Linked DNA regions of Homo sapiens: region 1 is linked to region 2. The links are chromatin contacts, found by Hi-C or POLR2A ChIA-PET in ENCODE. All regions are on one chromosome and are shown on one strand. Each heading gives the region's core, a stretch centred on a gene start or an enhancer-like site at or near the end of the contact. The rest is flanking DNA. Distances are from core to core; before and after follow the strand shown. Region 1 holds the start of RPL6 (ribosomal protein L6). Region 2 holds the start of PPP1CC (protein phosphatase 1 catalytic subunit gamma).

The links. Hi-C counts contacts between places; a loop is a spot of excess contacts on that map. ChIA-PET counts read pairs that join two places held with the same protein, here RNA polymerase II (POLR2A). Pooled maps may share reads with other maps.
Region 1: a loop to region 2 is called in a map of CD8-positive, alpha-beta T cell, with 8 times the contacts of the local background. The contact joins the promoter of RPL6 here to the promoter of PPP1CC in region 2. A Hi-C loop is called at or near these places in 1 of 168 maps with a recorded cell type or tissue (CD8-positive, alpha-beta T cell) and 6 of 50 pooled maps. POLR2A ChIA-PET finds 5 or more read pairs at or near these places in 1 of 52 experiments (BJ).

The regions. Positions count from the first base shown.
Region 1 is chr12:112,408,165-112,415,967 of GRCh38, forward strand. It overlaps RPL6 (ribosomal protein L6), which reads right to left and starts at 1,441. Exons shown (of 7, transcript NM_000970.6): 1 at 1,423-1,441; 2 at 256-492; 3 at 76-174. The coding sequence starts at 492. RefSeq lists an enhancer at 1,072-1,251.
Region 2 is chr12:110,737,596-110,745,412 of GRCh38, forward strand. PPP1CC (protein phosphatase 1 catalytic subunit gamma) reads right to left here and starts at 5,296. Exons shown (of 7, transcript NM_002710.4): 1 at 5,058-5,296. The coding sequence starts at 5,112. RefSeq lists enhancers at 5,021-5,529, 6,291-6,875 and silencers at 5,167-5,226, 5,387-5,526.

The DNA.
Region 1 (7,803 bases), core at 191-2,690, 1.7 Mb after region 2:
ATCTAAGTATTCAAAAACATCTTCACAGTATTCAAGCATAAACAGAAAATCCAATTTACAGTCCCCACATCTTACCATTTTGCGAAGTTTAACCACCCGGGTACCGCCGTTCTTGTCACCACCAACTGGTTTTGTAACAGTTGCGAGAACCTTCTCCTTCTTTTTCTTTTCAACCTACAAGGACACAAATGCATCAACAGTAAGAGAATGCCAATTAAGGTTAAGACATAATGGTCCGTGGTCCTCTTCCCTTACCTTGGATTTAGCGGCTGAGTACTTCCTCTTGTACATGGCCTTTCTGGAATACATGGCAGATCGGGAATACCTGCCAATTCCTCTGACAAGGACAGGGTTGCGGCTGCAATGGGGCTTCCCCTTCTTGGGCTTTTTAGCTTTGAGGTTACCCTTTTTCACCTTGCCACCAGCATCAACCTTCTTGGCTTCGGGTTTCTTCTCTTTAGTATCTGGCTTCTCAACTTTTTCACCCGCCATCTAAAAATATTTTTTTGTAGATAAAAAAAGGCATTTCACCAGTCATCTCTCTAACAAGACAATAATGAACCTGTACATGAATGGGCTGGGCTCCCCAGACTACAATCCCTCCCCCGGTAAGATACAGGCCTTCCTCTCAAACTCTACCCATTCTACTCCAACCTTCACTATGACTCATTTGGGGTTTGTCTCCCCAATACACTATAAACTTTTTTTTTGAGAATTTGAAACTACCTCACACCTATTAGGTTTTTTGCCAAATACTGAGCGGTCAGAAGTCCGTACAACCATTATTTTTTATTACTGTTTTGCGAATTAGAAAACTTAGATGCAGAATGTGTCCACAGGTTAGAAGCACCAAGACCAGAACTTGAAATCCCTTACTTTCAGTACCTTTCGTCTTAACCCTTAAGACCAGTGTCTCTTTTCAAGAAACTCGATTTAGGAATTGCGGACACAAACGGAATCAGCCCAAATTGAGCCAGAGAAAAAGATCGCAAAGACCAAGAGGCGACTTCCGGTCGGGGACGCTGGGAGACGCGAAACCTTTTGGCTTCAGTGCGGAACCCCAACGTGGCTGCGACAGGCTCAGTGTCATCCTCTGGAACCCAGGACCAGGAACACAGTGCACGCGCCGTCTCCCCGCTTCCTCTAACACCCACCAGTCTGCTACGGGTCCCCGAAAGGGCCTCGTTCCCCCAGCCCAAGAGAGTGGCGAAGAACCGGAGGGAGCCACTACGGCATTCTACCTCACCCTCTTTGTGCCCTGCCGCAAACCCAAACAACAAAAATGAAGCGTCTGGAAGGCCTCTCAGTTAGCCTTGGACATGTCCGACCCCTGTAGGTGTCGACTGGATGCCCTCCAGGTTCGGATGGCGAAGGATTGGGAGTCCTGAACTCAAGTCTTGCAGACAGGCCCGCGATTCTTACCTTGCAAGATGGGAAAGAGAATTAAGGTCCCGGCTTCCGGTCTATAAGCAATCATGGGAAGTGCGAGTCTCACTTCCTTCCGGATCTGGGGCATCATGGGGAATGTAGTATTTCCCCGTTAAGAAAAAAGTAGTAAATCCTAGGCCGGGTGCGGTGGCTCACGCCTGTAATCCCAGCCCTTTGGGAGGCCGAGGCAGGAGGATCCTCTGAGGTTGGCAGTTCGAGACCAGCCTGGCCAACATGGTGAAATCCCGTCTCTACTAAAAATACAAAAGGTAGCCGGGCGTGGGTGGTGCGTGTCTGTAATGACAGCCAGTCGAGGCGCGGAGGCAGGAGAATCACTTGAATCTGGAGGTGGAGATTGCAGTGAGCCAAGATCGCGACACTGCGCTCTAGGCAACAGAGCAAGATTCTCAAAAAAGAAAAAAAAAAAAAAAAGGGCCGGACACGGTGGCTCACGCCTGTAATCCCAGCACTCCAAAGATCGTGCCACTGCGTGCCACCGCACTCCAGCCTGGGAAATAGAGCCAGACTCAGTCTCAAAACAATAACAACAACAAAAAAAAGAAAAAAAGAAAAAAAATTAGCCGAGTGTGGTTGTTAGTGCCTGTAGTCCCAGCTATTCGGGAGGCTAAGGCGGGAGGATCACTTGAGTCTTGGAGGTCTGGGCTGCAGTGCAGTGAACTCTAATCTTGTCACTTGAGATTAGGTCAGTGGTCCCCTCTTCCCTTACCTTGGATTTAGCGGCTGACTACTTCCTCTTGTACATGGCCTTTCTCATTCCCGTCCTCCGGCCTGGCCTACAGAATGAGACTCTGTCTTAAAAAAAGTAAAAAAAAATTAAAGTGAGGATAACAATAGTAACTTACTTCATAAGGATGTTGGGAACATTAAATAATATATACAACAGTACTGAGAAGCATATTTGATTATTTGATGGATGGTAAATGCTACATAAGTGTTAGCTCTTTTTTTTTTTTTTTTTTTTTTTTTTTTTTTTTTTTTGAGATGGAGTCTCGCTCTGTCACCCAGGCTGGAGTGTGGTGGCACGATCTTGGCTCACGGCAACCTCTGCCTCCTGGGTTCAAGTGATTCTCCTGCCTCAGCCTCCCAAGTAGCAGGGATTACAGGCGCACACCACCATGCCCAGCTAATTTTTTGTATTTTTAGTAGAGACAGAGTTTCACCATGATGGCCAAGCTGGTTTTGAACTCCTGACCTCAAGTAATCCACCCGCCTCAGCCTCCCAAAGTGCTAGGATTACAGGCGTGAGCCACCGCACCTGGCGAACTGTTAGCTCTTGTTATTGTCACCATCACCACTACAATCATCTGATCATCAACATCCTAGTTGTTGTCAAGTATTCTGCTAAAGTTTATGCATGGGAGATAATAGGCAATATTGCATACAATGTGCCTTGCTTTATTTCATTTAATTCTCCCAACAACCTGTGAATGATACTATTATGAGGAAACTGAGTCTCAAGGACATTAAGTAACTTGCTCACAGCATAGATCTGATTCCAAAGATTGCACTCTTAACCATTAGGCTGCAAGATTAAAGAGATGATTAATGAAGATGCATGAGAGTTTTGCTCATGTTAGAATTAAAAATAAGAATATTTATTATCTTTTACAAAATACACAACACAGTATATGTGATAGTTCTTTACTGCTTCAAAGCCCTTAAGCCAACATGTACACATTTGTAATACCTTCTAGCTTGCGTTTTCCATTTTCCTCCATTCGTTTCTTTCTGGTTGCTAGAGCTTTTCACCTTGATTTTTTCAGATCGAAACCACCTGCTTCATGGCTGTGTCTCTGGGAATCATTTAGCCTTTTTCTGGTTCTGATTCACTGAGGATACAAATACAATGATCAGATGAACACTGCCCTTTTTTTTGAGAATGGGAATGTCAGCAGCTTTATTTGTTTAGCTTCCTCAGCAAAGCACCTCTTAGAAACTTCAACTGCAGAAAATGTACCACAATGAATGAATGAGATGCACAGTTGCTTACGTGGGCCCCTCAAAATTGCTGGCAATCTCAGATAATTTCACCTAGTGAACGCCCCAAAATATGTGTTGAATGACCTGTCATTAAAATAAAAACGTAGATGAACCCCCTCTTGTGTTTTGTTGCGGTATTGCAAAATTTACAATTCATTAGTTGGGCAAAATACCATGTTAGTTATAAAGTAAATGTTTTTATTAAGTTTAGTTTTGCCATATATAAAATTCTCTGAAATTTGTGCAGCACTTTAATCACAAAGCAGACATTTTTGCAGACACTTAATCTTTTTTTTTTTTTTCTGAGATGGAGTCTTGCTCTGTCGCCCAGGCTGGAGTGCAGTGCCGTGATCTTGGCTCACTGCAACCTCTGCCTCCTGGGTTCAAGCCATTCTCCTGCCTCAGCCTCTTGAGTAGCTGGGATTACAGGTGCCCGCTACCACACCTGGCTAATTTTTTTTTTTGAAACAGAGTCTTGCTCTTTTGCCCAGGCTGGAGCGCGGTGGCATGATCTCGGCTCACTGCAACCTTCGCCTCCCGGGTTCACGCCATTCTCCTGCCTCAGCCTCCCGAGTAGCTGGGACTACAGGCGCCCGCCACCATGCCTGACTAATTTTTTGTATTTTTAGTAGAGGTGGGGTTTCACTGTGTTAGCCAGGATGGTCTCGATCTCCTGACCTCGTGATCTGCCCGCCTCGACCTCCCAAAGTGCTGGGATTACAGGCCTGAGCCACCTTGCCCGGCCAATTTTTTGTGTTTTTATTGGAGACAGGATTTCACCATGTTGGCCAGGCTGGTTTTGAACTCCTGACCTCAGGTGATCTGCTCACCTCGGCCTCCCAAAGTGCTGGGATTACAGGCGTGAGCCACCTCGCCCAGCCTAATTTTTTTTTTTTTTTGGAGACAGAGTCTCGCTCTGTCGCCCAGGCTGGAATGCAAGGTGAGATCATGGCTCACTGCAGCCTTGACCTCCTGGGTTCAAGCAATCCTCCCACCTCAGCCCCCTGAGTAGCTGGGAGTACAGTGCACACCACCATACCTGGCTAATTTTTTTACATTTTTTGTAGAGACAGGGTCTCACAATGTTGCCTCAGCTGTATTTTTTGTTTGTTTGTTAGGCAGTAAATCTTTTAAAGCCTGGCCAACATGGTGAAACCCCATCTCTGCTAAAAATACAAAAATTAGCCAGGCATGGTGGTGCATGCCTGTAATTCCAGCTACTTGGGAGGCTGAGGCACGAGAATCACTTGAACCCGGGAGGCAGAGGTTGCAGTGAGCCGAGATTGTGCCACTGCACTCCAGCCTGGGCCACACAGTGAGACTCTGTCTCAAATAAATAAATAAATAAATAAATAAATAAATAAATAGAAAAATATCTTTATATGTGTTATGTATGTGTGTGAGCCTGTGTATGGGATGAGTTTGTGTGTTTGTATATGTATAAAGTGTGGAAAGACATACACCAAACCATTAACACTGCTGGGGATTGGGATATGGAGTACGTATGCATCAAGGAACAGAGAAAATTACTGTTTGTTATTTAGTTTGTTGCAAGGAACTTGTATTGCTTTTGTAATTGAGAAAGAAATTCAAATAAAGTAATGGCTATTATCTGAATTAATCTCTAAATGAATATATCTTTTTAAAATTAAGATGGAGTTGGCCGGGTGCGGTGGCTCACGCCTGTAATCCCAGCACTTTGGGAAGCCAAGGCAGGTGGATCACGAAGTCAGGAGATCGAGACCATCCTGGCTAACACGGCGAAACCCCGTCTCTACTAAAAAATACAAAAAAATTAGCCGGGCATGGTGGCGGGTGCCTGTAGTCCCAGCTACTCGGGAGGCTGAGGCAGGAGAATGGTGTGAACCCGGAAGGCAGAGTTTGCAGTGAGCCGAGATTGTGCCACTGCACTCCAGCCTGGGCGACAGAGTGAAGACTCCATCTTAAAAAGTAAATAAATAATAATAATAAAATAATTCAGATTGAGGTTTTTTTGTTTTGTTTTGTTTTGTTTTGTTTTTGCTATGTTGCCCAGGCTGCCAGTCTGGTCTCAAACTCCTGTCTCAAGAGATCCTCCTGTTAGCTACCATGCCCGGCCATATAAATGAATATGCCAGGCACTACTCCAGGCATATAAAGATGGGAAGACCGGCCGGACATGGTAGCTCATGCCTGTAATCCTAGCACTTTGGGAGGCGGAGGCAGGATGATTGTTTGAGCCCAGGGGTTTTAGACCAATCTGGGTAACATGGCAAAACCCTGTCTGTATTAAAAAAAAAAAAAAAGGAAGACAATGACTTTGTCTTAAAAGGAGATCATAATCTAAAGAAAGACACAGAACAACAATGACAGAACCCACAATGATGTTGAAATGTGTTAGGTGCTGATAGAAGCATGAAGAGGCAGCCCCAGGAGCATAGGAAAGGAGTCTCTCTTTTATTCTCAAAAAGTGAAAGAATGTTTTCTGGAGGAGCTGCTTAAGTTGGAGTTTAACCTTGCATGACTGTTTTCCAGGTGGAGAAGGGTTTGAAGAGTATTCCAGGCAGTAGGAACTAAATTTTGGAAGACAGGGATGCAAGAAACAGCTAGAAGCCTTTAGAAACTGCTAGATTATGTGAGGGTGTTGGCACAGGCCATATCTAGAACGGACTGATGTGCTAAGGGAAGGAGTTCAACTTAATGCTAGAGGGTTTGAACCTCCTTCATACAACAGGGGAGGGGAGTGACGTGATTAGATTTGTATTTTTAAAAGATTATTCATTCTAGCTGCAGAGTGTGCAGAATATAGGAAACACTAGGAAGGTAGTAGTTCCTGCACTCAAAGAGCTAATAGTTTACTTTGGAAAAGAGACAAATGATAGCCAGCTTTTATCAAGTGCTGACTTTGCCAGACACTGTTCTGAGTATTTCACAAACCTATCCTATGGTAGGATTTTGATTCCTACTTTGCAGAGAAGGAAACAGACACAGAGGAGTCAAATGACTTGCTTATAGACACCCAGGCAGCTAGATCAAGAACTTAATTGGCAGCCAGGCGCCGTGGCTCACGCCTGTAATTCCAGCACTTTGGGAGGCCGAGTCGGGTGGATCACGAGGTCAGGAGATCAAGACCATCCTGGCTAATGCGGTGAAACCCTGTCTCTACTAAAAAAATACAAAAAATTAGCCGGGCGTGGTGGCAGGTACCTGTAGTCCCAGCTACTTGGGAGGCTGAGGCAAGAGAATGGCGTGAACCCAGGAGGCGGTGCTTGCAGTGAGTCGAGATCACGCCACTGCACTCCAGCCTGGGAGACAGAGTGAGACTGTCTAAAAAAAAAAACAAAACAAAAAAAACCCACAAAACTTAATTGGATGCTTCCTATATGATACGGCTCTTAGATTTATAGTGTAGCATGTTAGGTTCTAAGGATAGGTGTCTTGGTGACCATCTGACCTGCACTAGAGAATCGGGTGAGGCTTGTATTCCAGAGGAAGTGGCTCCTAGCCTGAGATCAGAGGCATAGAGTTGATGTGGAGGACAGTCAGGAAGAACCCTCTGGGGAAAGAAAGCAGATTGTTAAAAGGCTCTACGCTGGGAAAGAATATGGCATATTGAGGGGAGCTGAAAGTCATTCAGCATGGCTGGGTCATAGAGAATGAAGCGAGTAGTGGGGAGACGGGGTGGTGAAGTGATTGGGGACCAGAGTTAAAAAAACTCTGGTGCATTGGCTCACGCCTGTAAATCCAAGGCCTTGGGAGGTCAAAGTGGGAGGACTGCTTGAGGCCAGGAGTTCAAGGCCAGCCTGGGCAACATAGCAAGACCTTGGGTCTAAAAAAATTTTTTTAAACTTTTTTTTGGGCCGGGCATGGTGGCTCACGCCTGTAATCCCAGCACTTTGGGAGGCTGAGGTGGGTGGATCACTTGAGGTCAGGAGTTGGAGACCAGCCTGGCCAACATGGCGAAACCCTGTCTCTACTAAAGATACAAAAAAAATTAGCTGGGCATGGTTGTGCGTGCCTGTAATCCCAGCTACTTGGGAGGCTCAGGCAGGAGAATTGCTTGAATCTGGGAGGTGGAGTTTGCAGTGAGCCGGGATTGCGCCACTGCACTCCAGCCTGGGTAACAGAATGAGACTCCAACTCAAACAAAACAAAAAACTTTTTTTTTTTTGTAGGGACAGGGGTCTTACTCTGTTGCCCAGGCTGTTCTTGAACTCTTTGGGCTCAAGAAATCCTCCCACCTAGGAGTCCCAAAACACTGGGATTACAGAGGTGAGCCACCACATCCAGGGGGATAAACCTTTTTTTTTTTTTTTTGGACTTCATTCTAAAATCAAGGAGAAGCCATTGGTGAATTCAATGTAGGGAGTGACTAGTTTTGCAGTTTTTTTTTTT
Region 2 (7,817 bases), core at 4,046-6,545:
TGCCCTCTCCCATCCTGATTTTCCTAACAGATGGGGTTACACTTCAGGCATTGAGAAGTGACACCAAGGCAGGGAGCTGTGGTTCACGCTTGTAATCCCAGCACTTTGGGAGGCTGAGGTGGGAGGACTGCTTGTGGCCAGGAGTTAAAGAACAGCCTAGGCAACACCCCTGTCTTTAAGAAAAAAAGAAAAAGAAAAAAAAATTAGCCAGGTGTGGTGGTGTGTGCCTATAGATCCGGCTAGCCAAGAGGATGAGGAGGAAGAATCGCTTGAACCCAGGAGTTCAGGTCTCCAGCCTGGGGACAGAGTGAGACCCAGTCTCTAGTAAAAAAAATAAAAGTGACACCATTTTTTTCAAGGCAGATAGGATGTGGCTGCAAAACACTGTCTACTGTTCTCAATAAAGCATCTTGAGTTTTCTACACCTCGAGTAAAGCCAATCCATTAAAAACTTTAATTTTCACAGTCTAAGAACACATTTCGGTAATATACCACTGAGTAGACTACATTTTGAGTTTTCATTTGCTGTAAGCTTTACTGTCGGTGATGACCACTACCTTCTAGAAGAGGGATGACAGTAAACCCCAGTGAAGTGGGGAAGCTGGAGATTTCAGACAAATCACCAAGATCCACAAACACATCATCTGTTCTTGATGCTTTGGATACAGAGGTATGATCTTAAAATATCAAACTCTATCCTGGAATTCCATAAGCTCCATGGAAATGAAATCCTTCCTTCTTGGTCTTGAATGACTTTCCAGTTCTTTATCTACAAAGCGACTGACACCCAGAATATTATCTCCTTCATATTTTAATCTCTCAGGTCAACTAATGGCCTCAATTGTAAATTAAGTTAAATGGTGAAGTCCACATAACATCAATAATTTCCCTGCTTCACCATCAGGAATCCTCACCTAGTCAAGTGGGCTGACTGGTACTGTGATTCTGCACAACAGGTTACAGGTTGTAATAGGACTGTGCTTTCAAAGACATCAAATCACCTCACTAATTTCTACAGCTGACCACTGCTGGGCTACAACTGCATGTCCATTTGCCCAGTTATGAGGAGGAACACCCTAGGCTCAGAATGCAGAGCGCTCCTGTGTGTCACATCCCCCGCAAGCACAACGTCACACACAATTCTGTCAGATTTCACTGCTGCCTCCTGCTACTGACAGGCAAGAGGGCACTGCGGGCACAAGGAGAGTAATCCTTTTTCAATGCTGTGGTTTAAAAAAGGACTCCTGCAAGCTGCAGATCATCTGTCTCCAACAGAGCTTTCCCACCTTGCCTAGGAGGAGAGGAAGTGGGCATATGACCAACATACTGATGGGAAAGGAAGGGCAAGGGCTCACATCAGAGTTCTTATCAATGAGGGAATTAGAAACTGACAACTTGGATGTGAGTGTAAAAATTACCTGCTCTGTAAACAAATAATTACAGGCTGGGCACGGTGGCTCATGCCTGTAATCCCAGCACTTTGGGAGTCTGAGGCGGGCAGACCACTTGAGGTCACGAGTTCAAAACCAGCCTGGCCTCATCTCTACTAAAAATACAAAAACTTGGCCGAGCGTGGTGGTGCATGCCTGTTAATCCCAGCTACTCAGGGGGCTGAGACACCAAAATCGCTTGAACCCGGGAGGCAGAGGTTGCAGTGAGCCAGGATCCCACCACTGCACTCCAGCCTGGGTGACAGAGTGAGACTCTGTCTCCAAAATAAAATAAAAAAATAAATAATTACAGGTGTTCATTAGGAAAGATTACTTTTGTTTTTTTTTTTGGTTAGCATATTAAGAAACCTTCCCCTTTTTAAACCATTATGTTTGTCCTTTATTATCTTTAGGACCAGGGATGGCTAAACACCAGAATATGAACGTTTTATACTGCATCAAAAAGATGAACATATGGGTTATTTAAACAATCTTAGAGTTTCAGAATATCTGAACACTCCCTACCTTCAGAACAACCCTTATGTATCAGAGGATTAAATCTGTAAGCACTTTCTGTGAGCCAGGGCAGAGATCATATTTAAATCACTAAAACAAGTCAGGCAATTCTGCAGAGCCTGACATGGTCTTGCACTTTGACAATGGCCTTCTTCAAAGCAAAGATGCTTCTTGCAAACCAAGATGTGAAGTAAGTTACAACCACCTGCTATGCAAAAAAAATGCTAGCCACCATGGCTCCTTGAAGGAGGTCATTTACAAAGTAAAACTGCCCCAAATCTCACTTGTCTTCAATACATCAGACCAAATCAACAGCTGGCTTATTTTCTCTCAAAATGCCGTTTTACTGTGTAGTTATTTAAATAACTAACATCAGTTATACTAAGGAGTTAACAACCTTAAGTTTTATCATCAGCAAGGCAGAGCTTGGATAAAAGCATCCATGGTGGGTTGCAGAGGTGATGCCTCGCTTACAGAAATACTCAGAGTTCAGAGAAGAAAAGAACTGCAAAGGTTAGTGACTAAGATCTAAACCAACATGCTGTTTTTCTTAAGACTTCACTTTTCAGTTAGCTTTTTAGTACTATTACTCAGCTACTTCTCAACTAGGTTATACTGCTCGCAAGCTTAAAAGATCAATTCTAAACACGTAAAAAAATCTGGCCAAAGTCACAAGTCATATTCCCTCTACTTTCAGATATACTTACATCTTATTTAGGGAAAAAAAAGGTTTTGGGGGCATTATGAAAAGAATAAAATTTAGGCCGGGCACGGTGGCTCATGACTATAACCCCAGCACCTGGGGAGGACGAGGTGCGAGGACTGCTTGAAACCAGGAGTTTGAGAACAGCCTGGGCAACACAGTGAGACTCTCATTTCTATTTTAAATTATTAAATTTAATTTTTTTAAATAAAAAATTGTAAAACAGAATTTATTACCAACATCATTTAACTTAGATATCTACATATCCTCAATGGATCATCTTCAACTGTTTCTCTGCCAATTTAACACCCACGAGAAAAAAAGAAATTTAAGTATACTTTGCAGTTAGCCTATTCCCAAGGCATTAAAATGCACTGCTTTATTAATTTCAGCAAAAAATGAAATATAAGAAAACCTGGTTTTCAAGTGCCACATAACAAGAGGAACTATTAAGAAACAATGATCTCATTTTAGATGTATCATTACTTACCAGGCAAAGTACTTATTACAATTTTAAAGATCAAAATTAACAAAAGCTGTTTATGAATAGAGGCAGTTATGGGCAAACCAGAACTTAAATTAGCAAGCCTTAGATGATCTTAAAATTCTAATGTTTCTAATCCATGCAAATTCCAACTTTTCCTGTTTCCTCAGAGAAATAAAGCCACACATATCCCTGCAGAGATAAGCAGAATTTTAAAATTTAGAAAGAAAATATTTAACAAAAAGTTCCTTTCTTACAGCAAACTATTTTAATCAGTTTCTGACCAACTGCTGCCTCGAATAAATTAAAGAACTATATTAACTAGTATGAAAAAGTATGGTTCTTATATAAATACCTGGCATTAAAAGAATGACAAGGTTTTCACCTACAATACAAGGTTTTCACCTGCAATAACATTTCAAGAGCATTTCAGGGGTCCTTAATGACATTTAGTGTTTTTTTTGTTGTTTTTTTTTTAAAGACAGCATAAAAGGAAAGAATGCACAGATTAAGAAAAGGACGAGATATTTTCAGGAGCTTCATTTTAATAACTTACTTTAAAAGATCTGTAAATTCTAACACCAGAGCTGTCCAACTGTTCATGCCCTCGACTCCACCACTCACAGCATTTATAGTCCAACAATATTTTAGGACTGTATAAAGGCAAAAAGCAGTTGAAACTGCCAAGTTCCCATTATGAAGTGTCCAAGTTAGGGGATATGACTGAATTCTTACAAAGTCTTGGATAAGATGTTAGCATCCGTTGACATGCCCTTGAATCTGAAAGCAGCTCATTTCAGCTTCCGTCTTTAAAAGCTGAACCTCGCCCCTCTCCCACATCAACATGAATCAATTGCCAGGCACCTCACAAGTCTTAGATGAGCCGAAATTTAAAGCTTTCTATTAACCTTTACTTAACCACTGGCCACCTTCCTTCCTACATAAGGTGACAGTGTTGTCTGTAGAGGGTTCTAGCTCCCGGCTATGTGGATTTGAAATCCAACTGTCACTAACTGTGTGACCTTGGTTAAGTGACTTCATCTCAGTTTCTTCTGTAAAATAACAAAAACAAAAAAAATTGCAAATATCTTGCAATGGGTGGGAGAATTAAATGAAATCTGTCTTAAGTGCTCAAAGAATGCCTGACACACAGTAAGCGCTTTAGAAGCGTCAGTTATGATTACAGTAATAATTCATGGACGCAAAGTGCTTAAGACAGAGCCTGGCACATTGGAAAGATAATGATAGCGTCAGCCTCGTTGGCTTCCTCTTCAGATGCACGCTCAGGAAAAGAGCGCGGAGACCTCTCCAAGATTAGAACAACTTAAAAGGATTTGGAGGGCAGGCGAAGACAGGTTCTCACACCTCTTGAGACATGAACGCTTGTTACCAAGTAACAAGAAATGGGCCCCCCAAGACCCCAGAACCACGAAAAATAAAAATAAAAGCAAGCAGGAAAAGAGCCCCCAAACCCGGCGGAACTCATGCCCTCATCAAACTGCCTTCCGAGAGGACGAGCACCGAAAAGTCCATCTCGCACAGCACGGCACACGTCGTCCAGGAGGCTGGACTGGGATCCCCAACCATCGCTCCAAAGACCCGTCCAGTGCGCGGGGGCAAACGGGTAGGGGCGGGAAACGTGGGGGTGGGGAGCGGAGTTTTCAAATTCCACGGCCGGGAGGAAGCCTGCATCCTCGTGCAATGAATGAGCGGAGCCTGGAGGGTCCGCAGCTGGCGACAAGTTGGGAATCCCGGGCTGGCCTCCCTCCGGCTGCAGTCCCCGGCCCGTGGGCCAACTCGAGGAGCTCACTCCCCACGGTGCTGCAAGCCCAACCGGCCTCCCAACTCCCCTCCCTCGAGCCCCCGGGGCCGCCTGCCGCCCTCAGGCCCGCCTCCCCCTTCAGCCGCCCGCCGCCCCCCTTACCTTCCAGCAGCCGTTGGATAATGCTGTCGATGTTGAGTTTATCTAAATCCGCCATCGCCTTCCCACCGCCGACCCTCCCGCAGCGGCGCCGCCGCCGGCTCGCGCCCGGGACTCACACCTCCTTTCCCACGCCACGAGCAGAGGCGGTGGTGGCGGCGGTGGCAGCAGCCGCGGCGGGTCCCCCCCCTGCCACCCCGCTCCCTACTTCCTCCTTCTCTCCCCACTGGAACCACGAGAAGAACAAAATGGCCGCCGACTCCTTAGACAGCCTCGGGCGGCGCACGGATGCGCGCGGGGAGTGCAGCGGCCCGGCCGGGACTTCTTTATGGGCCATAGGGGGCGCGGGAGGGGGCGGGGCCCGGGCGCTGGAGGGGGCGGGGCCCGGGCGCTGGGCGGGGCGCAGATGGCTGAGCGCAACCGCGTCCCCGCATGGGATCCTTCCGCCAAACGGGCCGAGTAAATAGGCCCGCCCCCAATGCCGGGCCCGAGCGAGAGTTGCAAAGTTGCACGCGGGAGTTGGGGCTGGGGGAGGAAATGCAGCTGTGCACACCGCCGGTTGCGGCCATCGCCGGATCTTGTGCATTGAGTCTAGATGTTTGCAGACCTGGACAGGTGGGAGCTCACCGAGGGATTTCGGGGGTCCTGGAACTTACCCTTTAAGATAAATCTGGGGTGAGGATGGAAAAGAATAATAAAGAAAAGAAGGTTGACTTATTTTGGATTCAGATATACTGGAACTTGGGACAAGAGAAAGGTTTATTTGGTAACTAAAAAGAAAAAACCCTCTTTCAGATAAGTCAAAATGTAACAGTTAACTCATTGTGAGTGGTGGGTATATGGGTATTTGTATATATATTTTTTGTGCACTTCTGTAACTTTAGGGGTAAAAAATCCATACTCAAAGAAAATTTTATCATTTCTGTCCCTTGGATTTATCTTCCCTGAACTCGGAAAGTTATGTAATCATCGGGACGGTTATCCCGATTCTAGCCAGGGCAAAGTTGAACGAGCGCGTGCAGCAGTTAAAAGGGGAATTTGCAGATTTCACGCGTGCAGGCCGGGGGCGGGAAGAGAAGATGCAAGCTGCGCGGGCGGTCCTGGGTTCTGCAGACACCCGAAGAAACTTTGGCCCATTCCTCTCTGGCTTCCCAGCCTCCCCGAGGGCACTCCTATCCAAGGGGCCCCCAAACTGTGCCACCTCCAGGGGCTGCGCGTCGACTTTGGCTGGGTTTGGAAGTACAGCCCACACTCAGCAAACAGATCGGCTCTCTTTCCTGACCTTTCCATGTACGTTGCTTCCTGCAGCGCTTTACATTTTGCAAAGCCCCCTCTCTCCGAGAAATTCATTTTGTTTCCCAAGGCGTGCAGGATGCACGAATCCCCATCTCAGTATGCCACGAGGTAATTGCACCACCCAGGCATCCTCTTCCAAAGCAATGTCCTCAGGGTGCGGGCTCCATGTCCCCTTACTTGGGCCCCCTCGCTACTGGTGCAGGGCCCTTGAGTTTCAGAACTCAGCCTATCGATCCACTTTCCTCAGGCACTAACTCACTTTCCCCTGCTACAGCTCTGTCCACCAGAAGTCACATAAGTGCCATTTGTCAGGCCAAGGCAATGAGCCCAGTTGGTGACATTCGGAGTTGGTGCCCAGCGCTGCTGTGAACATCTGGCTATGGAGGTCAGGGGGGGCTCTTGCTGGAGTCCACAGGACTTTGGGCTACTCCAGGGCAGGGTGCATCATCGGAATGGCATTTAGGGTAGAAATATGAAAGACAGCAATTCATTCAGCAGACAAATATTTATGGAGTACCCACTCTGTGCCAGGCATTGTTCTAGACAGGGAAGCAGGGGTGATCAAGACAGACAAGGCTTTTTTCTATGGAGAGTCATTTAGTCAGTCAGATGGTAAGCAAAGATGCAAATAAAAATATCAGCTTCTGATAAGTGCAGTGGAGAAAAATAAACAAGAAAAAAAATGCTACTGTGTTCATTTCTTAGTATGTGCCAAAAAATGATCTCATTGAATCCCCAAGATAATCCTAGGAATTATGTCCTATTCCTATCATCCCCATTTACAGATGAAGAAAGTGAGGCACAGAGAGGCTAGGGTGGTTGCTGAAGGTCACACAGCCAGGAAGTTACAGAGTCAGGGCTGGAACTCAGGACAGCCTGAAACCACAGCCCTCGTTCATATTCAGTAAAACCCGGCAGTGAACCCCCAGCAGTGTTCACATCCCTGGCACATACTGGGCACATATCAATTTGGAACCCAGTGGAATGACTGAATTGTGTCTCTGCCCACAATACGAGTGCCATAATTTTCCTCATGCAAAATGGCAGGTGTGTTAACCTCTTGCAACATCATCAGGGCTGGAGGAGGACTTCAGACTGAGCTGGGACATGGGGAGAGCCTCTGTCCCCAGGTTGTTTTCTGCTGGGCAACTCCCCTCCAGAGTTCAGTTCTGCTGGCACATGCCTAAGTGATTAGCTGGCTCTGAGCCTGAGCATGGCATAGCTCACCAGGGTGGGCCCTCACAGCTCCCAGGAACCAGCAAATAGCCGGTGGAGGAAAGCACTGATTCCCTATTCGCCTTTTTCTGCCATTATCAGCACCAGTGGCTTTCCAAAGATGAGTTGATATAAGCATCCTGTCAGAAAGGATACAGCCTAATAAATGGAATGTCCCTTCCCCTCTCTAGGCCTCAGTTTGCCTATCTGTCAAATGAGGAGAGTGGATTAAAGTGCACTTTTCAAACTGTC